Regions from separate parts of the Homo sapiens genome. Here regions 1 and 3 are each linked to region 2. The links are chromatin contacts, found by Hi-C or POLR2A ChIA-PET in ENCODE. All regions are on one chromosome and are shown on one strand. The core of a region is the stretch at or near the end of the contact, and the rest is flanking DNA. Distances in the headings are between cores, read along the strand shown.

Region 1 (4,602 bases), core at 956-3,455, 330 kb before region 2:
ATTGCACTCCAGCCTGGGCAACAGAGAGAGAACTTGTCTCTAAAAATAAAATTAAAAATGAAAATAAAAGAGAAACTTCAGGTCTCTTCAATAAATGCAAAACCATCAGCACTTGCTGTAAGCAGAGGGTAGCTAGAAAATAAATATAAGGGAAGCAGAGCCAACCATTCAAATGCAGTCTGAGCCTGTGGCCTGCAGAAACTGCTCAATGCTGAAGCTGCTCTTTGTGAACCATGCAAGATGGCCAAGGGCTAGAGAGACAAAGATAGGCTGGCACCACGTGGGGCCTCATGCCTGGAAATGGTCAGCAGGTTTGAAAGAGAATTGACAAGGAGGTAACTGTCTCATTTCTCTTATCTAAAAACCAGGGGATGCAGGCAGGGCGTGGTGGCTCATGCCTGTAATCCCAGCACTTTGGGAGGCCGAGATAGGCGGATCACTCGAGGCCGGGAGTTCGAGACCAGCCTGGCCAACATGGCAAAACCCTGTCTCTACTAACAAAAATAAATAAATAAATACAAAAATCAGCCAGATGTGGTAGCACATGCCTGTGTCCCAGCTACTCAGGAGGCTGAGGCAGGAGAATCACTTGACCCTGGGAGGCGGAGGTTGCAGTGAGCCGAGATCACTCCACTGCATTCCAGCCTGGGTAACACAGCAAGACTCTGTCTCAAAAAAAAAAATGATAAATAAAAATAAAAGCCAGGGAATGTTGCTAGAACCTTCTGCATAGGATTGGTTTGGTTCTATAATGAGATGATTCATGTAAGAGTCTTGGCGCAGGACCTGGCCTGGAGTAAACTCTTGATAAATGGTTGTGTGTGCCTGTGCCCTTGTTCCTCTGCTTACACAGGAATTCCAGGAGAACTGACATGGTGCCTTTTTTTGTGGCCCTGTCCCCCACCCATGTGCTGTACATCAAAGGCATTTAATAAATATTTTTAACAGGAGGTGGGAGGGACTTGAGTTCTGTGATGCTGACAGTGACCATTTGTCTCACTTGTAGCCAGTACTCGTATGTGCTCAACAAGTGATTGTTGTGTAAAAAAGCAAACAACAGAGTGTAAAGTCCAGCAGAATGTCCACTCCACAAGGACAGGGTTTTCCAGCTGTTGTGGTTACTCGGATCCACTGCCTAGAACAGTGCTTGGCACTAAGTAGGTGCTCAACGAACATTTGTTGCACTGACATATGAATCAATGACTCTGTGGATGAATGAATGAATGAAGAAAAGATTGAGCTTATGAATGAGTATTAGCTCTTCCTTTCCCAGACCCAGGAGACAGGCCTTTTGTAAAGTTTCAGGTCCCCATCACAGGCTGACTGAGCCCTAAGCATGGTGACCAGGAAATGGAGAAAGTGAACAAAGAAAGAGACAAGGTGGGCTCAGGTCTCTGGCCTGAGGCATCTCTAGATTTCCCTAGCAACAGCACCTACTGGTGGAGGGGAGCATCCTGGGAGCTGCCCTGGATGGGCTCAGGGTGGGGCCAGGAAGGCGCGTACCACAGGTGGCTGCTGCTTTTTTTTTTTTTTTTTGAGACAGGGTCCCACTCTGTCACCCAGGCTGGGGTGCAGTGGCGTCATCACAGCTCACTGCAGCCTCGACATCCCAGGCTTAAGCGATCCTCCTGCCTCAGCCTCCTGAGTAGCTGGGACCGCCGGTGTGCACCACCACGCCCGGCTTATTTTTTTTTAAATTTTTTGTAGAGACAGGGTCTCACCATGCTACCCAAGCTGGTCGAATTCCTGGACTCAAGCAATCTGCCTGCCTCAGCCTCCCAAAGTGCTGGGACCACAGTTGTCAGCCACCGCGCCCAGCCCACTGGCAGCTTCTTATCACCCGCTGAACCCTCAGTAATGTCCCGTCCACCCCAGCAATAGGCTCTTCAAGTAGGGACGCCTAGATGGTAGGGGCTGTTTTCCATGACAGGGCAAACACTGGGCAAAGTGGCACCAAGGAGCATTTTTCATCTATATAAGGCTTTATTTTCTTCTGCGCTGGGCTGAAGTGGTGCATTCTAAGGGTTGTACATCCCACCCACTGCCCCCACAAAGGGGAGGTTTCTGAAGAAAATCCCCAGGGCTTCCAAGAGAGGTGTTGCCGCATTGAGTGTTTATATGCCACTCACATTCTGGGCACAGAACATTCTTATGGGATAATGTTTAACCAGCGTGTGGGCTGAGTTGCTGTGGCTCACAGAGGACCAGGTGAAGGGCTGGCCTCCTTCCTAGGTGGGCTCTGGAGGAGGCTGGGCCTCCTTGCCCTCCCATAACCCAGCTTCTCGTCTTGACTCCACCAGTAGGAAACAGGCATCCTTTTGTCCTCTTTAGGGAGCAAACTGCTATCTATTTTTCCTGGATTTTTTCTTAAGCTAATACAGAAGCCAGGACTTTGATTCTTTGAAAAAAAAAATTCTGTTTTAAGCAATTTCTTGGTGCCCATAGGTTATGGGCCCAACCTCATTCAGTCATTCCTTGCATATTAAGATGTGTGAATGTTTTACAGCTTATGAGAAAGGAAAAAAAGCAAAGTGACTGTAAAATCCTTGAAGGCAGGGACTGGGTGTTATACTTGCAATCCCACCTCATTCAGGAGCAATTTACTGTGTAATCAGTTTTCCCCTATCTTAAAATCCGAGATGGGCAGGATTCTATAATTTGTAGGGCAGGTTGTTCCCAAATTTGAGTGTGCACAAGAGTCACTGGGGGGAAGCTGGTTAAAAATCTAGATTTCCAGATCCCACTGTGATTCATTCATTCAATTGATGTTTATTGAGCTACTACCATAAGTAGGGTTTCCAGATTTAGCAAAGACAAATACAGGATGTCCATTTAAACTTGAATGTCAGATCAACAAATTTTTTTTTTTTTTTGAGACAGAGTCTTACTCTGTTGGCCAGGCTAGAATGCAGTACAGTGTTGTGATCATAGCTGAGTGCGACCTCGACCTTCTGGGCTCAAGCAATCCTTCCTCAGCCTCCCAAGTAGCTGGGATTACAGATGTGCACTATATGCCTGGCCAGTTTTTCTTTTTTTTCTGTAGAGATGGGGTCTCACTATATTGCCCAGGCTGGTCTCAAACTCCTTGGCTCAAGCGATCCTCCCACCTCAGTGCCCCGCAAAGTGCTGGAATTACAGGCACTAAGACACTATGGCCAGCCAACAAATTATTATATTTTTTAAATTTTATTTAGTTTTTGAGACAGAGTTTCACTCTTGTTGCCCAGTCTTGCAGTCCAGTGCAATGGTGTGATCTTGGCTCCCTGCAACCTCCGCCTCCCAGGTTCAAGCGATTTTCCTGTCTCAGCCTCCCAGTAGCTGGAATTACAGGTGCTTGCCACCATGTCTGGCCAATTTTTGTATTTTTAGCAGAGATGGGATTTTACCATGTTGGCCAGGCTGGTTTTGAACTCCTCTCCTCAGGTGATCTGCCTGCTTTGGCCTCCCAAAGTGCTGGGATTACAGGCGTGAGCCACTGTGCCTGGCCAAATTATTATTATATAGGATCTTGCTCTGCTGCCCAGGCTGGAGTGCAGTGGTGCATCACGGCTCACTGCAGCCTTCACCTCCTGGGGTCAGGCAGTCCTCCCACCTCAGCCTCCTGAGTAGCTGGGACCACAGGTGCAAACCACCACACCTGACTAATTTTTTTGTATTTTTTGTAGAGATGGGTTTTCACTATGTTGCCCAGGCTGGTCTCGAACTCCTGGGCTCAAGCAATCCTCCCACCTCAGCCTCTCAAAGTGTTTAGGATTATAGGTGTGAGCCATTGTGCCTGACCTACAAATCATGTTTTAACATCAGTATGTCTCATGCAATAACTGGGGGGGCTTGCCTCCTTGCATTCATGCTACTATAACCAAGTACCACCATAGGCTAGGTGGTTTGTAAACATCAAAATTTATTTCTCACAGTTCTGGAGGCTAAAAGTCCAAGGTCAGGGTGCCAGCATGATCGGGTTCTGGTGAGGGCCCTCTTCCGGGTTGTAGACAGCCTTTGTATTTCTTCACCTGGCAGAAAGAGAGTAAAGTAGCCTCTTCTTATAAAGGCACTAATCCCATTCATGAGAGCTCCACCTCATCACCTAATCGCCTCTCAGAGGCCCCACCTCCAGCACACTGGGACAGATTAAGCTTTCAATATAGGAATTTTGGGGGAACACAGACATTCAGGCAGTCCATTACAGAACATACACGAGAAAGTGCTTTGTTGTTTATATGAAATTCAAATTTAACTGGGAGTCCTATAGTTTAACTGGTAACCCTAATGCTGCACCAAACACTGTTCTAGGCGATAGGAGAACAGTGTGAACAAAACACAGCCCCTGATTTCTGATAGCTTATGTTATAGTCAGGAAGCCATTTCCTGGTGCCCCCATAGGGTCTGGAGACAAACTGATTCATGCAGACAAATAGATCCAGGAAGAAAGGGGGAAGCCAGGTGAGGGGTGCAGTGATGGAGGTGGCTGTCCGTTTTGAATAGAGTAGACAGGGAAGCTCTTTCTTTGGAGGTGACATTTAAGCAAGGACCTGGAGAGGTGAGATTTGGATGCAGTAAGTGTGTAGGGCTCAAGGATCTGCATAGATAATAAGCCATTCTGGA
Region 2 (4,805 bases), core at 1,009-3,508:
GACCAGCCTGACCAACATGGTGAAACCCCGTCTATACTAAAAATACAAAATTAGCCAGGCATGGTGGTGCATGCCTGTAATCCCAGCTACTCAGGAGGCTGAGGCAGGAGAATCACTTGAACCTGGGAGGCGGAGGTTGCGGTGAGCTGAGATCACACCATTGCACTCCAGCCTGGGCAACAAGAGCGAAACTCCATCTCAAAATAAATAAATAAACAAATAAATAATGTCACTTCCATCAACATATGAACTGCACTACAAGATAATAGTGAGCCTTTAGACTTTTGGGAAGAGAAATACCAAATAAAAATAAGATGATACATAATCATTTTTATGACTCCCACTGAAATTTTCTTTTTTGCCTGGATGAAAACAGTTGAAGCAATGGATTCTCATAATGAGTAAGAGAATCGGGTCAAATGAACCCGTCTCCAAGGAGATTTAAAATGCTTTTCAAACCCTCTTGATAGTAACCACGATTTATGCATTTTCTTTGAATTCTATTATTCTGGGCCCAGCTTGCCGGCTTGTCTTACATCATTATTTTAGACTAAAGCTCCATCTTCTGGAGAAGGAATGATATATAACAACTACTCAACACATTGACTAACAGTCAAACTCAATTTGGAAGTTCCTGAGATGGTGTCTTTCTTAGTCATCTCAACAATTTCTCATTGGCAGCTCATTTTTCCCCCTCTGGAAAGAATGTCATCTCAGTGGGGCATGGATGCTAGATGGAAGCTATTGATCACCTTCCCATTCTTGAGGGGAGATTCATAGCCTACTTCTATTTTTATGTTTATGGTTTCTGCAGCAGGAGACTGATTGGAATAATTCCCCTCCCCTCTGCATGTTCCTCGTATCATTGAATAGGTACCGGGTATTATTTTCATATTCTCTAGAGAAATCTATTTATCTGCAGCTCTTGCTATATTTTATTCATATGGTCTATTCTGAAGCTCCTTTTGAATGCAAATATTTTATTTTATTTTATTTTATTTTGAGACAGGATCTTGCTCTGTTGCCCAGGCTGGAGTGCAGTGGCATAATCAGCTTACTGCAGCCTCAACCTCCTGGGCTCAAGTGATCCTCCCATCTCAGCCTCCTGAGTAACTGGGACTACAGACATGCCATTACCCCTGGCTCATTTTCGTATTTTTTGTAGAGGTGGGGTTTTGCCATGTTGCCTAGGCTCCTGGGCTCAAATGATCCTCCCTCTTTAGCCTCCCAAAGTGCGGGGATTACAGGTGTGAGGCACTGTGTCCAGCCTGAATGTAAATATTTTAAGGGTTTAGGTTAATGGTATATTTTTGAGAGATTAAAAAATGGTCACTTTTTCCTTTTTTTTTTTTTTTTTAAACAAACTAAATTTTTTAAGAATAGTTTTAGCTGGGCACAGTGGTTCACACCTGTAATCTCAACACTTTGGGAGGCCAAGGCAGGTGGATCACCTGACGGCAGGAGTTTGAGACCAGCCTGGCCAACATGGTGAAACCCTGTCTCTACTAAAAGTACAAAAATTAGCCAGGCATGGTGGTAGCTCCCTGTAATCCTAGCTACTTGGGAGGCTGAGGCAGGAGAATCATTTGAACCCGGGAGGTGGAGGTTGCAGTGAGCTGAGATTGCGCCACTGTACTCTAGCCCAGGCAACAAGAGTAAAACTCCATCTCAAAAAAAAAAAAAAAGAATAGTTTTACATTTTACAAAAATTGTGAAGGTAGTACAGTGTCCTCATACATCCTGACTCAGTTTCCCCTGTTAGCTTACATTAGTGTGGTGCATTTGTTACAATCAACGATCTAATATTGATGCATTAACTAAAGCCCATACTTTATTCGGACTGCCTTAGTTTTTACCTTGTGACAGATTTCCTGTTCCAGGATCCCATCAAGGATACCAATTACATTTAGTTGTCATGTCTCTTTAGGGTCCTCTTCGCTGTGACAGTTTCTCAGAATTTGTTTTTGATGACAGTTCTGAGAAGTACTGGTCAGGCAATTTGCAGCACGGCCCTCTACTGAGATTTGTCTGATGTTTTTTTTTCATGATTAGCTGAGGTTATGGATTTTTGGAAGAAAGATGATAGTGGTAAAATGCCATTTTTATCAAGTGATACCAGCGCATACTGTTGACATGACTTATCATGGTTGATGTTGGCCTTGATCACCTGGTTGAGGTAGTGTTTATCAAGTTTCTCACTGTACAGTTGCTCTTTCCCTCCCTTTGTGCTCTTTGTAAGGAAGTCACTCTGTGCAGTCCACACTTAAAGCATGATGAGTTATGCTCCACCTCCCTTTTTGTGTTTATTTTTAGAATCAAGGTTTCACTCTGTTGCCCAGGCTGGAGTGCAGTGGTGCGATCATAGCTCACTGCAGCCTTGGCCTCCTGGACTCAAGGGATCTTCTTTCCTCAGCCTCCTGAGTAGCTGGGACTACAGGTTCACACCCTGCAGGCTAATATTTAAATTTTTTGAAGAGATGGAATCTCACTAAATTGCCCAGGCTGGCCTTGAACTTCTGGGCTTGGGTGATCTTTCCACCTTGGCCTCCCAAAGCACTGGGATTACAGGGATGAGCCATCGCGCCTGGCTGATCCTAGCACTTTGGGAGCATCAAATATAAAATATATATAAAGAGAAACCCTAGTTGTTGTTTCATTCTCATGCAAACCAACGGCCTGTGGTGTGCTAGTAAATGTTTAACAACCTCAGTCTAGTCATGAGGAAACACCAAGTTAAGGGACAGTCTACAAAATAAAAGATCAATATTTCTCAAAAGTGTCAAAGTGGTGAGGAATAAAGGAAGACGGAGAAACTGTCACACATTGGAGGAGACCAAGAAGACATAACTAAATGTAAGGTGGGGTCCCAATTGGATTTTTTTTTTTTTTTTTTTTTTTTAGAAAGGGTCTCACTCTGTTGCCTGGGCTGAAGTGCAGTGGCGCGATCTTGGCTCACTGCAACCTCTGCTTCCTGGGATCAAGTGATTCTCCTGCCCCAGCCTCCTGAGTAGCTGGGATTACAGGTGCCCACCACCACGCCCAGCTACTTTTATTTTTGGATTTTTAGTGGAGATGGGGTTTCACCATGTTGGCCAGACTGGTCTCAAACTCCTGGCCTCAAGTGATTCACCTGCCTCGGCCTCCCAGAGTGTTAGGATTACAGGCATGAGCCACCATGCCCGGCCCCAATTGGATTCTGAAATGGGGAAGGGCCCCAGAATAAGCCAGTGTGGCATAAAAATTGTTTTGAGCCGAGGGCTTCTGACTTTCTGAAATCTCTTATCTGCCTAAGAGCAGAGCCTCCCAAAAGAATAAAAAAGAACTCTATTGTCATAAATCTTATCCCTGGGAACAACTCCAATCTTCTCTGAGACAGAAGTCAGCCACACACCAAAGCAGACAGTCACAAAATCTGTCATATCCCCCATCTAGTCTCCTAAGGGCTCATTTATCTTTCCAAAACCTCGTTTGTTTTTCCACAAGTGCTCTTTCTTCCCTTCTCCTTCATCTATTTTGTCTTTTTCGTTTCCTGTCTTTTTTTTTCGAGACAGGGTCTCCCTCTGTTGCCCGGGCTGGAGTGCAGTGGTACGATCATAACTCATTGAAACCTCGACCTACCAGGCTCAAGCAATCCTCCAACCTCAGTCTCCCAAGTAGCTGGGACTACAGCTATGCATCACCATGCCCAGCTAATTTTTTTTTTTTTTTTTTTTTGTAGAGACAAGTTCTCACTTTGTTGCCCAAGCTGGTCTTGAACCCCTGGGCTCAAGTGATCCTCCTGCCTCAGCCTCCTAAAGTACTGTGATCCTTCACCTATTAAGATGGATTATAAGCCCCAAATTCTATTTTTTTTTTTTTTTTTGAGACAGAGTCTCGCTTTGCCCGGAGTAGAGTGCAGTGGTGCATTCTCGGCTCACTGCAACCTCTGCCTCGTGGATTCAGGCAATTCTCCTGCCTCAGACTCCTGAGTAGCTGGGGTTACAGACACCTGCCACCATGCTCGGCTAATGTTTTGTATTTTTAGTGAAGATGGGGTTTCACCAAGTAGGCCAGGCTGGTCTCGAACTCCTGGTCTCAAGCGATCCACCGGCCTTAGCCTCCCAAAGTGCTGGGATTACAGGCATGAGCCACCACGTCCGGCTATAAGCCCCAAATTCTAACCACTCCTTTGAGTCACATTTTCTTTTCTGTGAACTCCCATGTGCATACATACATATGGAAATAAAACGTCTTTTCTCTTGCTAGTCTGACTTGTGTCAGTTTAATGTATGGACCCTGTCAGTGAAAATAAGGGAGCAGAGGAAATATTTTTCCTCCCAGAAGGCGGCAAAGGACATTAGTGGAAAAACCGGTGAAAAATGAATAAGGTCTGCAGTGAATTGTCCTAGTGCTAATTTCTTGGTTTTGATGATTGTAAGACCTTAACATCAGAGAAACCTAGGTGAGAGTACACAGGAATGATCGGTGCTATCTTTGCAACTTTCTGATAAATCTAAAATAATTTCAAAGTTTAAAAAGTTAAAAACAAAGGAAAATCATAGCAACAACACTATCAAAGACCATAGGCCTTGAAGCCAGCCTACACTGGATTTATTTTTATTTATTTATTTTTTTGAGAGGGAGTCTCGCTCTGTTACCCAGGCTGGAGTGCAGTGGCATGATCTTGGCTCACTGTAACCTCCACCTCCTGGGTTCGAGTGGTTCTTCTGCCTTAGCTTCCTGAGTAGCTGGGATTACAGGCCTGTACCACCACACCTGGCTAATTTTCGTATATTTAGTAGAGACAGGGCTTTGCCATGTTGGCC
Region 3 (4,477 bases), core at 1,805-4,304, 440 kb before region 2:
GTGCCACCATGCTCGGCTAATTTTTGTATCTTTAGTAGAGATGGGATTTCGCCATGTTGGCCAGGCTGGTCTCGAACTCCTGGCCTCAAGTGATCTGCCTGGCTTGGCCTCCTAAAGTGCTGGGATCACAGGTGTGAGCCACTGCACCCTGCCTCCTTAACTCTCTTAACCAGAGATTTACAAACTATGGACTTCAGGGCCAAATCTGGCCCACCATCTGTGTTTGTAAATAAACTTTTATTGGAATACTGTCCTGGTTGTTCAGTTACATATTACTACTTTTGTGCTACAACAGCAAGGAATGTAGGCCCACATGCTGAAAATCTTTACCGTCCCACACTTTACAGAAAAAGCCTGCCAATCACTGGTTTTAATCACATCCTCTGTGCCTCGAAAAGTACCCTAATAAATACCTATGGACCAACAAACCACAAACCCATTATGTACACACAACCACACACTACTGTGAAAATAGGGCAAAGAGGTGAAAACTCACCACTGGAGACCAGCCTGAGCCACTCTGGTGAACCTGTGTGAACATGAGCACCGATGTTCATTAGTAGAAATCATGTACCCTGGTCACATTTCATGCACAGACAAATTGTACAAAGTAAGACGATGGTTTTTTAAAATATAATTCATTGTCTTACATGGTACCACGAAATTCCTAAAAGGAGGTGAACAGCTAGGGCGTGGGTAATAAAGATGCAACTCAACTCCCTTTGTGCCCTAAGCTGGGTTATTTGGAAACTCTACTTGGATGTCTAGATAGGGAACCAAAGTTACTCAAGTTCAAATATGATGTTGTGTCTAAGGTATCTTAAAAGAGTCATAAAAATCGGCTGGGGACTGATGAGAAAATGCAGATACCTGTGGAGCAATGAGGTGGCTTTTGTAAAAGCACAGGAGTGAAGGGAATGAGCTCTCACGAAACAGCTGATTCAGAACCTGTCCCCAATCAGCTCCAGCCACAAAGGGGAGCTTCCTGGGGCAACAAGATTCAGACCTCTTCCCCCCAGCAGGTGTCCAGCAGCACACAAAGCGCACACTGAAAGTTTAATTTTCTTGATGAAGCCTTACTTTTCTCAACAGATTTACTGAGACATGATTCATAGACAATATGACTCACCCATTGAATGAGTGGCTTTCTGTACAGTCACAAGCATGCAGCCATCACCACAGTTTTATTTTTTATTTTTATTTTTGAGATGGGGTCTTGCCCTGTCGACCAGGCTGGAGTGCAGTGGCGTGATCCTGACTCACTGCAACCTCCACCTCCCAGGTTCAAGTGATTCTCCTGCCTTAGCCTCCCAGGTAGCTGAGATTATAGGTGCCCGCCACCATGCCCAGCTAATTTTTGTATTTTTTGTAGAGACGGGGTTTCACCATGTTGGCCAGCCTGGTCTCAAACTCCTGACCTCAAGTGATCCACCCGCCTTGGCCTCCCAAAGTGTTGGGATTGCAGGTGTGAGCCACTGTACCCAGTCACCACAATTTTAGAACATTTGCCTGACTCTTAAGAAGAATCCCTATACCCCTCAGCTGTCACCACCCCCCACAGTCTGTCTCACATCCTCCCAGCCTTACAGGACCCCTAATCCACTTTCTCTCACTGTGGACTGACCTATTCTGCACATTTCATGTAAGTGGAATCACACAACATGCGGTCCTCTGTGACTGACTTCGAAGTTCTATTAAAAGACACCCAGCCAGGCACAGTGGCTCACACCTGTAATCCAAACACTGCGGGAGGCTGAGGCGGGAGGATCACCTGAGGTCAGGAGTTCGAGACCAGCCTGGTCAACATGGTGAAACCCCAACTCTACTAAAAATACAAAAAATAGCTGGACGTGGTGGCGTGTGTCTGTAATGCCAGCTATTCAGGAGGCTGAGGCAGGAGAACTGCTTGAGCCCGGGAGGCGGAGGTTGTGGTGAGCCGAGATCGCGACACTGCACTCCAGCCTGGGCAACAAGAGTGAAACTCTGTCTCAATAAAATAAATAAAATAAAATAAAATAAAATAAAATAAAATAAACCCCACAAAACCATTCATTCCTATTTACACTCGTTTGCTAAGTCCATTTGTCTTAAAAGAGGGGTAAACAGGATGATCCAATAGTGCAGGAGAAGAAAATAGGGAAACTTCTATTTTCTTTTATTTTAAAATTTTCTGTTTCATGAAATAATTACGTGTGATGACAGTAGCTTATACCTTCACTGTGGCGTGTGCTACCAAATCCATTGGGGTATGTGACCAAGCCTCACAGGGTGACATCGCTCTCCTTCCCTACTCCCTCGGAAGCAAACCCCAAGGCCTTAGAAGTGCCTGCAAGGCCGGCCCCATCTGCTTCGGGCCACCCTCCAGCCCCTCTGGTCACTCCACTGAGGACACAAGGACACCTTGTGTCAGCGGCCCATGCAGTTGCTCCCTTAGCCCAGAATGCCCTTCCCCCAGCTCTCCCCTCCTGTCATCCTCTGCTCAAATGCTATCCCTCAGTGAGGGCACCTTTGACCACCCCTCAGCCCCTCTGACTCTGCCCTACTGTCCATCCCCTCACTCTGGGTTGGTTTCACATTATCTAGCATCTGCCTTCTCCCACCCAGACAGGGGTCTTCATGGACCTTGTTCACCACTGCATCCCCAAAACAGGATTAATGCATTCCTGGCACTAATTAAAGAAAGAACCAATCTTGAGACTCTCGGGACATCCCAGCACCCCCAGCCCCAGCTTCCATGCACTGCCCTTGGGGGAATCCTCTCTTGGAGAGCTTCTTGCTAGCAAGAAGAGGCCAGCAACTACATAGACTGCTACAGCCCTGCCCCCAGCCCACATCGCTCACCCGCCCTGCAGTCTCAGTTCCCCAGGGGAGACCACAAGGGCAGAAATATTCCCTTGCTTCCAGGGTACAGACCCATAGCAAGCCCTGGTCTAATGTTCCCAGTCAGAGCTAAATTTCCGTGTCTTACTTCTGCATTTCACTGGCTGTTTCCCTTCCCCTCTGAGGAGGCATCGAAACCAATGCTTCTCCAATGGTGTAGACAGACTTCATATACAATCCCGCCCCTCCCCCGCCAAGACTCACAGTTGTTGTTAAAAGTAGACAGATGGACTACTGAGCATGTATGAGCTCCTCATGTCCACATAAACATTTACAGGCCAGGTGCGGTGGCTCACGCCTGTAATCCTAGCACTTTGGGAGGCTGAGGCAGGTGATCACTAGAGGTCAGGAGGTGGAGCCCAGCTTGGCCAACGTAGTGAAACCTGGTCTCTACCAAAAATACAAAAATTAGTTGGGCATGATGGCACACCACTGTAGTCCCAGCTACTCAGGAGGCTGAGCACAAGAATCGCTTGAACCCAGGAGGTGGAGGTTGCAGTGAGCTGAGGTTGCACCACTGCACTCCAGCCCGGGCGACAAGAGTGAGACCTTGTCTCAAAAACAACAAAACAAAACAACAACAAAAAAACATTTATGGGCTCCGCATGCCTCTTTGTTGAGGTTTGACAGTTCAGTGCTACAGAGTTTGCCTTAAGAGAATAATTTCCTGAGTTCTGTAACCGGCTATTACCTGCTCTCCTTCCAATCCCATTATCTTGGGAATCGATGGCCCACATATATCGATGTCTAGAAGAGCAATCTGGGGACAAGAAGAGACCAAAGCGGTTATATAACTGAATGCACACACTCCAGACACACACAACTAGGAGGGGAGCGGGGTTAGAGGAAAAGGACAGGGGAGAAGACAGAAACTGGGTTAAACTTGGAGCCATCAGATTCTCCTGAGGGAGAGTCCTAACGCTGATCTCAAGGTTCATAAACACTGATGCCCCCATTCCCCTACCCCTCAGCCTGGCTGAGCTCCTCAAGGGTGATCTTACAGACCTGGCTGTCAGGTCACTTGGAGGCTCGGGCTCAGACCTTGTTTACTGAGCCCTGGTTGGAGGAGACGGGGAAAGGGACCTAGCGCCTGTTTGGCTTGTGTGACAGAATGGATGGAACAGCCAAGAGACGGCAGTGTTGGAGCCACCCTAAACAGCTCTCTTTTGCTCACCCCTCACCAAGCCTTGGTCTCTGCATCTTAAATTTTTCTCAAACTCATCCTATCTTGTTCAGGAGTCTCAGATACAAGCCAAATCTAGACTATTTAAGCAGAATATGAATGTATTAAAAAATATTGGGGGCTGGGTGCAGTGGCTCACGCCTGTAATCCCAACACTTTGGGAGGCTGAGGCGGCCATGTGCCTAGAAGGTAAGTATCATTATCTCTGGTTTACAGAGGAGGAAACTGAGGTTCAGAGGGGACCAGTTCAATAAGCAGGGAACAGAGCTGGGACATAAACTGAGGTCTTTCGGCCCCAACTGGGGCTCTTTCCAGTACACCACGGGCCTGCTGTGGAGGACCAGAGTGGAGCCTCTAGCTGAACCCTGACCAAGCCCTGTTTTCCTTTGATCCTGAAGGTGAATGATGGTTTAG

What was found. Hi-C counts contacts between places; a loop is a spot of excess contacts on that map. ChIA-PET counts read pairs that join two places held with the same protein, here RNA polymerase II (POLR2A). Pooled maps may share reads with other maps.
Region 1: a map of HepG2 shows a loop between it and region 2 (3-fold over the local background). The contact joins two enhancer-like sites. A Hi-C loop is called at or near these places in 1 of 168 maps with a recorded cell type or tissue (HepG2). POLR2A ChIA-PET finds 5 or more read pairs at or near these places in 2 of 52 experiments (OCI-LY7 and WTC11).
Region 3: a pooled map shows a loop between it and region 2 (2.9-fold over the local background). The contact joins two enhancer-like sites. A Hi-C loop is called at or near these places in 1 of 168 maps with a recorded cell type or tissue (GM12878), 1 of 37 single-sample maps with no recorded cell type and 4 of 50 pooled maps. POLR2A ChIA-PET finds 5 or more read pairs at or near these places in 3 of 52 experiments (AG04450, GM10248 and HepG2).

The regions. Positions count from the first base shown.
Region 1 is chr16:10,644,406-10,649,007 of GRCh38, reverse strand. All of the region lies in intron 5 of TEKT5 (tektin 5), which reads left to right. Among named protein-coding and RNA genes, the nearest start is that of TEKT5, 48 kb to the left of the region's middle. Within about 2 kb of position 2,205, at least 4 of the 41 ENCODE cell types and tissues checked have a DNase peak (open chromatin) inside an H3K27ac peak, as active enhancers do.
Region 2 is chr16:10,310,769-10,315,573 of GRCh38, reverse strand. No RefSeq gene overlaps it. Among named protein-coding and RNA genes, the nearest start is that of ATF7IP2, 73 kb to the left of the region's middle. Within about 2 kb of position 2,258, at least 2 of the 41 ENCODE cell types and tissues checked have a DNase peak (open chromatin) inside an H3K27ac peak, as active enhancers do; they include GM12878, where a contact is called at or near this core.
Region 3 is chr16:10,751,773-10,756,249 of GRCh38, reverse strand. It overlaps NUBP1 (NUBP iron-sulfur cluster assembly factor 1, cytosolic), which reads right to left. Exons shown (of 11, transcript NM_002484.4): 4 at 3,572-3,640; 5 at 497-529. Among named protein-coding and RNA genes, the nearest start is that of NUBP1, 10 kb to the right of the region's middle. Within about 2 kb of position 3,054, at least 10 of the 41 ENCODE cell types and tissues checked have a DNase peak (open chromatin) inside an H3K27ac peak, as active enhancers do; they include GM12878, where a contact is called at or near this core.